2 separate regions of the Homo sapiens genome follow, and region 2 is linked to region 1. Evidence: chromatin contacts called from ENCODE Hi-C or POLR2A ChIA-PET data. All regions are on one chromosome and are shown on one strand. Each heading gives the region's core, a stretch centred on a gene start or an enhancer-like site at or near the end of the contact. The rest is flanking DNA. Distances are from core to core; before and after follow the strand shown. Region 1 has its middle 31 kb from the start of LINC02971. Region 2 overlaps LOC124904555 (a long non-coding RNA gene).

What was found. Hi-C counts contacts between places; a loop is a spot of excess contacts on that map. ChIA-PET counts read pairs that join two places held with the same protein, here RNA polymerase II (POLR2A). Pooled maps may share reads with other maps.
Region 2: a loop to region 1 is called in a map with no recorded cell type, with 5 times the contacts of the local background. The contact joins two enhancer-like sites. A Hi-C loop is called at or near these places in 1 of 168 maps with a recorded cell type or tissue (esophagus muscularis mucosa), 1 of 37 single-sample maps with no recorded cell type and 2 of 50 pooled maps. POLR2A ChIA-PET finds 5 or more read pairs at or near these places in 1 of 52 experiments (PC-9).

The regions. Positions count from the first base shown.
Region 1 is chr1:234,924,426-234,928,778 of GRCh38, reverse strand. No RefSeq gene overlaps it. Among named protein-coding and RNA genes, the nearest start is that of LINC02971, 31 kb to the left of the region's middle. RefSeq lists enhancers at 1,190-1,279, 2,040-2,119. Within about 2 kb of position 1,783, at least 25 of the 41 ENCODE cell types and tissues checked have a DNase peak (open chromatin) inside an H3K27ac peak, as active enhancers do.
Region 2 is chr1:234,670,338-234,674,690 of GRCh38, reverse strand. It overlaps LOC124904555 (a long non-coding RNA gene), which reads left to right. Exons shown (of 2, transcript XR_007066952.1): 2 at 1,701-3,289. Among named protein-coding and RNA genes, the nearest start is that of LINC00184, 43 kb to the right of the region's middle. Within about 2 kb of position 1,972, at least 3 of the 41 ENCODE cell types and tissues checked have a DNase peak (open chromatin) inside an H3K27ac peak, as active enhancers do.

The DNA.
Region 1 (4,353 bases), core at 534-3,033:
CTGATTTACAGTGTCGGTGAGGAGATGCATCCCCATGAAGGGAAAATCCATCAGATGGTAAATACTGTTTTGAGATATTAGCTCTCCCAAGCTAATTAGTTCCTTCCAAGCCCACCTGGGGTTTCTGAGACTTCTGGTTGCCTCCCCTGCTGGCGTTTTCACTGGGGGAGGGGCACGGTTTGGAGGGGGAGAGCTGGGGGAAACATTTCCAGTTTCGTCCCAAGTGTCTAAGCTATATTCTCTGTGGATTCCCTTCTTCTTGCCTATTGGTAATCCATCATTTCCTTTCCGGTAGATAAATAGCTATTCTCTGACATCAACCCACATTTTTCTGTTCACTTCTGCTCCTCATAGTCATGGCATAAACCTGCACTCCCAAGCTCTAACTTGGTTCTTGATGTGTGAAGGCATCCTTCAGAATTCTAAGAGAAATCTCTTTCTCAGTGCAGCCTGCCTTTTGCAAATCAAAAGTGCTTTGGTTTTCAGACTATTTATTGTTTCCGCTAGAGATAGACAAAGCCTACTTGAAAGCTGGGAAATGAAGAACCTGAAGTTGGTGTGCACAGTGGGTAGGAAGTGATCCTGCCACCTTGGGGGCTGGGCTCAGGCGGGTTTGTCACCAGCAGTCCTAGGGCCACCATTCATCTCAGGCTTCATAAATGTGTTCATAAATGTGAACAGACTTGGTAAATGCGACAATCTCTGAGCAGTAGTGTTCTGAGGAAGGGGAACGTTTTTCTGAATTTGCGAACAAGCCGGTGGGGGTCTTTGACAATGGGTACAAGGAAGTAGAGGAGACAGCAACCTTTTAATGCCTATTGACATCCCACTATAATGAAGCAACATGGGGACACAAAGGCAGGGAGAAGGATGGGGTTGCAGTTGTTGCAGAGTCAGGCAAGGTTGCCACAGGGAGGGAGGGACTGGAATTGGGCTTCGATGAGGCGTTGAATGGGCAGATCAGAGGGAGAGGCATTTTAAATAAGGTGATGGTGGGGACACAGGTATGAGGGACGGACATTCATGGAGTGGCAGGGGACAGCCTGATGGTGTTGAGGGTTGGTGTTAGAGAATAAGAGAAGAGTGAGTTGGTAGATTTGGGTCCTTGAAGGTCAGACTGAGAGGTGGTTCAGTGAGCAGTGAAGGACCCCGGAGGAGGACAGCAGCCTTCCAGAGGGAGGCGGAGGGCAGAGTAGAGGTGAGGTGGAGGGCAGAGTACAGGTGAGGTGACAGAGACCCGGACGGAGGCTGGAGAGGAGGCCCTTCTGGGCTGAGGCCAGGCTGGGTGGAGGGCAGTGGGTGTGAGAAGGAGGAGGTCAGAATGAGGAGACATTCAGAAGGGGAATCAACCGGACTCTGGGGCTCCTTGGAGACAATGAGTCTTCACATCTGTGTGGCTGGAAGCTGATCAGACTTCACCAGGAAGGGGGGCCGTGGAGGAGACCCTGTTGGGGATGCATCGGTGGGACTTTAAGGGTGCAGTGTCCAGTAGGCAGCTGGCTTCGGGAACCTGGAGACTGCAGCAGAGTCAGTGCTGTGTGCCCGCCCAGGGGCTGTTTGTGCAGGGCGACCCGGGCCCGAGGTGAGGCCTCAGGGGACAGAGGCACCTGGAGAGAAGTGTGGAGCAGGTGTGACCTGGGAAAGCCCGTGGCGGGGGCCACTCCACGCAAGAGCAAAAGAGCTTTGGAAAGGAAGCATTGCAGTGGTCATATGTGCCGCTCTGCACTTGTTCAATGGGCTGGTGATTCCTCATTGTTCTGTGATGTTGGTTTCAGTTTTGTAATGAGTTTTCATGAAAATAACGAGCACAATGAAAGCCCACATCCCTCTCAAAGTAGCGGAATGGAAAATAGAACTCTGAAGAACCAGCTCTCTTGACGTTCTGAGGCCCAGACATTTCTCTCAGGGTTGTAGAACAACCTTGAACCTGCGTGTCTCCCTGACCCCACCGGACACCTGCCCCGGACCTTCCTAACGTCTAGGGGGTGACGCACCTGAGTGGAGATTCTCCATGCAGCACCAGGGATTTCTGCCATCGTGGACTTTTTAACAGGTGTTCTCAGGATGAGGACTTTTGGGGTGCACCCCCCACCGGCAGCAGTTGCGTTTCTGGGCTTGAGATTCAAGGCATGACTGAGCAGGTGGGGGATGATGCTATGCATTTTTTGGCATGAGGTCTCTTTCAAGTAAATGAAGAGGCCATTTCAGAAACACTGCAGAGAGAGAAATGTGAGCACACATTTTCTGCTCTGGCCACCATGATTCTTTTGCATCTCGTCACCATTTCCCTGCACTTATGCCACCCCCTTCCCCAAGCTCCAGGGCCCACTAACTGTGAGAACAACGAAAAGCATTAGCTATGGACTCAGCATGCTTCCTCCCCGAGAGCTCCCGACAGCCAGCAGAAATCAATAAATTAGGATAAAGAAAATGACATTTAGCTTTGTCTGGGCTCTCCTGTCTGTATGATTTTGCAGGCTTGGTGTGGAATGAAAATTCTGTTTCCTCTGCTCCCCTCCCCTAAACCTACAGACTGGTCTTCCTGCTTCCCTATGAGTGCCTGCTTCAACCCAGACAGTTCTGACACTTTGACTTACTGATCAACTTTTTTTTTTTTTCTTAAACCACAGTTTAAAAAAAGTCAAACACACACAGTCACGGGAAACAAAAACACACAAAACAACAAACCCTGTTTAAGAGCTGAGTAAGCACTAAGGCATGCATTCCCTCCAAGAGCAAGGGCCAGGATGAGAATTCTCGGTTCAGCTGACTAACGCAGCTCACATTTTAATAGTCTGCAGCTCTTTCTAAGCTGTTAACACTTTACTGTCTTAGAGGATGTTTGGGCTGAATACCTCCCATAGTTCTTCCACTGAGACATACCTTCTCCATGGTAGAGAAAAGCAAACAGGAGTGTTGTAGAGAAAGATGAGTCAGGGGCCAAGTGGGTTGGTGCCAAGACAAAGCAGGAACAAACCAGTGTTCTGGTGCCTTCCGAAAGGTATGTGTTTAGCTCCCACTGATAAGTGAGAACATGATATATTTGGTTTTCTGTTCCTGCATTAATTCGCTTAGGTTAATGGCCTCCAGCCACATCCATGTTGCTGCAAAAGACCTGATTTCATTCTTTTTTATGGCTGTGTAGTATTCCACGGTGTATATGAACCACATCTTTATCCAATTCACCATTGATGGGAAACTGGGTTGATTCTGTGTTTTTGCTATCATGAATAAAGATGGGAACAATAGTCACCGGGGACTACTAGACCAGGGACAGGGGAGGAGGGGCAAGGGCTGAAAAACTACCTGTTGGGTGCTATGCCCATTACCTGGGTGCCAATCGTACCCCAAAGCTCAGAATCATGCTATATACCTTGTAACAAACCTGCACAGGTACTCCCTGACTCTAAAATAAAAGTTGAAAAAGAAAAGGAAAAAAGGAAATGTATGTATGTGTCTTCTACACTTGACTGGTCAGCCAGGGCTGTCCTGTCCAAGCCTCTGTTCTCATCTCTCTCTTCACCCTGACGGCCACGACACGTCCAGAGCTGAAGAACAAAGTGTGCTTGAGGTCGTCTTGAGCGCAGGTTCCAAGATGATTGTTAACACACACAAAGCCTTCCGGACCCCAGCAGAAGGGTGACATTTTCTTCTGGTAGAGTTTGTAATTTAAGATAAGGCAATAGAGCCCGAAGCTGGCAGTGTGGTGTGCACGCCAGCCACATAGCAGCCTCACTTCTCGAGAGGAATCACAGTTTCTGTTTCTAGGTCTCTGGATTTGTACAGCCCAGGCCAGACACTGTGAGGATGCTGGATGGAAGTCTCTGTATAAGGGGCCGGTCCCGGAAATGAGTCCGTCATGTCTGTAGAGAGGTCACCAACAGCTGCCGGATATTGTGCTGCCTCTTCTGGTGGCACACATTTGCTTGGAGGAAAATGCACACTTATTTTAATATTAGATAAAGAGGAGGAGTTCTTCTCCACCAGTGAGCCCGACTCCAGAGAGTTTCTGGAGCCTTGAGGATGCATTTGTTGAGCACTTAGCAAGGGGCTGTGTGCTGTTGGCAGTGGACAAGGCCAAGGGCCTTGAGGCCTCTACTACCTAGGGCAAGGCCAGCAGATGTCTTCTGCAAAGAGCCTGATAGTAAATGGCATGGCTGTGTTCTAATAAAACTTTATTTACAAAAACAGCTGCTGGCCAGATTTGGCCCATTTGTTTGCTGCCCAGATTTTTCCTCTGAGCTTCTCAATGGTAAAAACAAATTCTCACCCGTTTTTTGTCTTCCTAGTGCCTAGCACGAGGCCTGACCCATGGAGGGCCTTCGGTGGCATGTGCCGAGTAATACTCCGTAA
Region 2 (4,353 bases), core at 723-3,222, 250 kb after region 1:
GGATACTAATGAGTCACACTAATAGCAACGATCCAGATTTCACAGGCTCTGATCTCTGCAGCGCTCCCAGTACAGGAGGGCACCCCTCTCCAAGACTTTCTGTGGACCCTGAGGGGTGTCTCACAGGTACTCACAAACAGTCCTTCCTTTGTTCTGCTCAGCTGCCCAGTCCCCACCCAGCTGATGGCTACAGTTGGCCCCTACTCCTCAGTGAGAACATCTAGGTCCTCCCTGATTTGGGGTAATAGACCTCTCTTCCACCCTGTGCAACTCCTCCAAAGCAGAACTGCTCCTGGCCCCTTCTCCCGGAGCCCCTCATAAATCAGCACCTACAGTCTTGCCTGCAGATCCTCTGGCCTGGGGACCATGCTGGGCTACAGACCAGTTTCAAACAGACACCACACTGGCCTCCCCATGTTAGTGTCCCCCTCAGCTACCTGCATCTTCATCCACCTTCAGACAAAACCCCATGCAAAATGATGCTGCCCGAAGCCACACATGAGTTTGCCCATTAAGTTTAGATCCTAGCTCATGTCCAGATTAGGACGGAGGTGACATTCTTACCTTCTGGCTAGTTACAAAATTCTTCGAAAGGGAAAATGCAAAAACAATCAGATCCTAAGTGAAATTGTGGAGTGGAAAGACCCGTGTAGCATCTTCTTGCCTTGTATTTTGGGGAAGCTCCTTCCTTAGGGCAAGCATTCAGGGACTATCACTGTGCTCTCTCTTTAGTTCTGAAGTATATGCATGTCAATGAATCCACAACATTGGTTTGATATTCCACATAAAAATGATCAGCAAGGAGGAGTCCATTCTCTTCTTCCAGTGATCCATAGAGTGAGATCAGAAATTTATCAGCCAGATGACATAGGATACAAGATTCTTTTGGATAATATGTGTAATGAAAATGCAAACAAATTTATGAAAGAGTTCTGTGAGCTACTTCATAGTCTGATTGACTCATACACTTGACAAGGTGAGGGGGCCCTCTCCAGACAAGGTGGGCCACAAAGAGCTTGGCCTCTGGACTCAAGTCTTGGTCCGCCATCTGCCTTACTATCTGGGTAATCTTGGCCAATTCGCTTCGCTTCTCTGAATCTCTGTTTTCTCACCTCAAAACTGAAAATTCTTGCTGAATTATTGTAAGAATTCGAGAAGATTTAATAGGCGCTCAGTAAATGTCAGCTTTTGGAGCCACTATTTAGTCTGGAAATAGTCTTTGGAGGGGACTCATATGAACCATATGCATAGCACCACCTCCATGTCTGTCTTTGAAACATACCCCACTGTCTCTTTCTCTCACACACACGTGCGCACACACACAGTTAAGGCTATGGGTCCCGACTGCCAGGGTTTGAGTCCTGGTCCTACATCCTTCTCCCTGTGTGACCCTGGCCACCTTACTGAACTTGTGGGTGTCCTTTTCCCTCATCTATTAAATGGGGACTTTTATGGGTGGTATGAAGATCAAATAAGTGAATACATTTAAACCACTAGAACAGTGTCTAGTATATAAAAGAGTGTGCATGGGTCAAGTATTATTATTACTATCCATTCTTCATGATTCTTCTGGGAATTAAAAACCAACAAACCTCTAACTATCAGTGAGAATCCTGAATTCTCATCTTTCCCGCTGACCTTCATTCTGTAACCTCGAATGCATCTCTTTCTTCCATTCACACATCTGCTTTCTCTTCCAGAACAGCTGGTACAAGTGGATCTGCTCGGCACCTATAACCTAATTACCTCTCAGGCTCACACAAGTCTCTGGCCGCTAAGCGAATGATCTCCCAAAGGGATTATTCTCAAGCAGCACAGAAACTGTCCCTATGCCTCAGGTGGCCCCAGAACTCTTTCGTACTAGAGACTTATCTGTTAATAAAGTTAACAAAGGAAAGTGGCCTTCCAAGAATGTTTGTTTGGGCCACTACCTGGAAGAAATAACACTTGACCATGAGAGACTTGGCTGAGCAGTGCTGGGTCAGCTTAACCAAAGAAGACCAGCCATCACCCACGGCAAGAGCAGCTCTGACTTGGACCCACTGTTCCCCCAGCCTGTTAGCAGCCTGTGAACAATCTTTAAGTGACCCCTGGCCCTGTCACATCTCCATTCAACAGGGTTCTTGGGGAGGATGTGTGGACCGAGAACAGTGCCCACCCACACCACCTGTAAGTGTGGCCACGGCAGCCAGCCAGCATGGATGCTAAGTAACAAGTGGTATTGGGGCACAGATGTGGCGGGAGCGCTTTGGGGCAAAGAAAGAGGTGCTGTGAGTGAGGACAGAAAGGAAGGGGAAAAAAAAGCCTCATGGGTTAGAGCGCCTCTCACCTTTGGCTCTTCTTCAGAAGACTGGTAAAAGAAAACAAGAAGAGAAATTGGTTTCCCTGACTTCTCTAAAGCAAGCGTTCTTCAGAAAAGAGAATCGATCAGCCTGGTTAAAGTGGATAAACTATGTGATGTCCATCCAGAGAGGTGTCTATTAATGGCTGTAAAATGGAAAGATGAATCAATGGGACCGATTAATATTTATGAAGAGTTGAACTAGGCAGAGTGAAAAAGCCTTGTATATTGGATAAGAAAGGAAAAGCATTGCACACCATAGGATGCGTTTGTTTGGCTAAGGTTTCTGTTTTGATCACTGGGTAATTGTATAGAGCAGGGGCGTATGGTAGAGAAAGAAAATCTATATCTAGAAGTTATTGACTTTATGTACAAAAGCACTGGTTGGTGCCTATTTTTGAGGACCACTCCATCTTAAAAATAACTTTGGTTTTGTACGGCCTAGTTGTGGTGGAAAAGGAGCTCCAAAGAGTAAGCAAGTTTCCTACAAAAAGAATCCAAGCTGTTGAAACTACAATTAAGAAATGCAAAGAGTTACTAATTTTACTACTTAGAGGAAAGGAAATTCACAAGCAGGAAAGAAACTGTGGATCAGGGCAAGTTGTAACTCTAGAGGTTCAGAGATAGGAGCTCTAATTACACCAGGGCAAGGGAGTACTGTTTGGGGAAATTTCTGAAACATGAAATAGGAAAGCTGAGGGTCAAAATGATATTGTGATGTGAATAAATAGAGAAGACATGTTTGCATGGAGCTCAGCTGGGTAATCATGGAAAGAAGGAGGGGCGAAGGAGGAAACTGAAAATCGAAATAAAGAACAGAAGCACAGACCATGAAATATGCCAAATATAGTGTGCAAATACTCAGAAGGCATGGAAAGATAAGTTAGAAGCCAAAACTCAGTTATCACTATCGTGTGAAGGAACAATAAAACTCTTAGCAAAAACAAATGACTTAGCATGAGACCAATACTGCTTTCCTTAGGTAGCTTGGTCCAGAGGGAAAAGGCTGATATCACTCCCTATCAAGGGTTTTTAGACGGTTTAAGTGAGCTCTGCAAGTGGGAGACACGGTGATGATTATTGACAGTTGCTATCTTTCAAGGGGGAGAAGCAAACTGATGTTACACATTAGAATTAGTTAGCACCACCGAACACAGGTTACAAAAATACTGGGAGGAATTCTCTCTCCTGAGCACATTACGCAATATTTGCAAATGTGTGCAGGTAAGTGTTGACTCTCTCATCATGCTGGACCTGGAAATGGTTCTCAGCAAATCATGGCATGATTTCTTTTTCAAAGTTGGGTACACGAATATTATCGTAACCAGCTAAGAGCAGGGAGACGTGGCATGGGAGACTAACAGATAGTGCAGCTTTTAAGAGAAGACGTAGAAATCAATCTAGTAACAAATATTTATTAAGCATTGGAGTGTGCTAGGCACCAAGAGAAAAGAAACCTCCACAGCTGATAAAGCCTTTCAAAATAATGTCCTCAGTTAATTTGCACATTTCCATGAGGTAGGTGTTGTTAGCCATTTCCGTTAATGAGAAAAAAAAAAATGAGATTCAGAAAGGTTAATTAAATTGGAGATCTCCTGATTTTTTAGTTTTATATCCTTCCCGTGTCCTTTCCAGGCTTATATTCTGGTCCTATCACTTCTCAGCTGAGTTACTTCAACAAGTTATTTATTCTCTGTGTTCCCAGCTGTCAAAATGAAAATGCCAGTACCCACCTGGTAAGGAGTGAGAGAACATTTATAAAAATGCTCGGCTGGGTACCTGACACATAGGAGGTCCTCAGTAAATTTGTTTTCTCCCTTTCTTCCTGAAGTACGGTGGCAGAGGGATTCAGCCAGCCAGCCTGGGTAGCACAAGCCATGATGCCCTGCTGAATCTGTGTTCTAGGGTCGGACAGGGGGAGTCCTTTTGCCTAGAGGGATGGTGTGCGAGGCCTAAGAGGACTTGGGCAGAGTCTTGAAGGACGAGCAGGATTTGCTGTGGTGGAGAGGTGG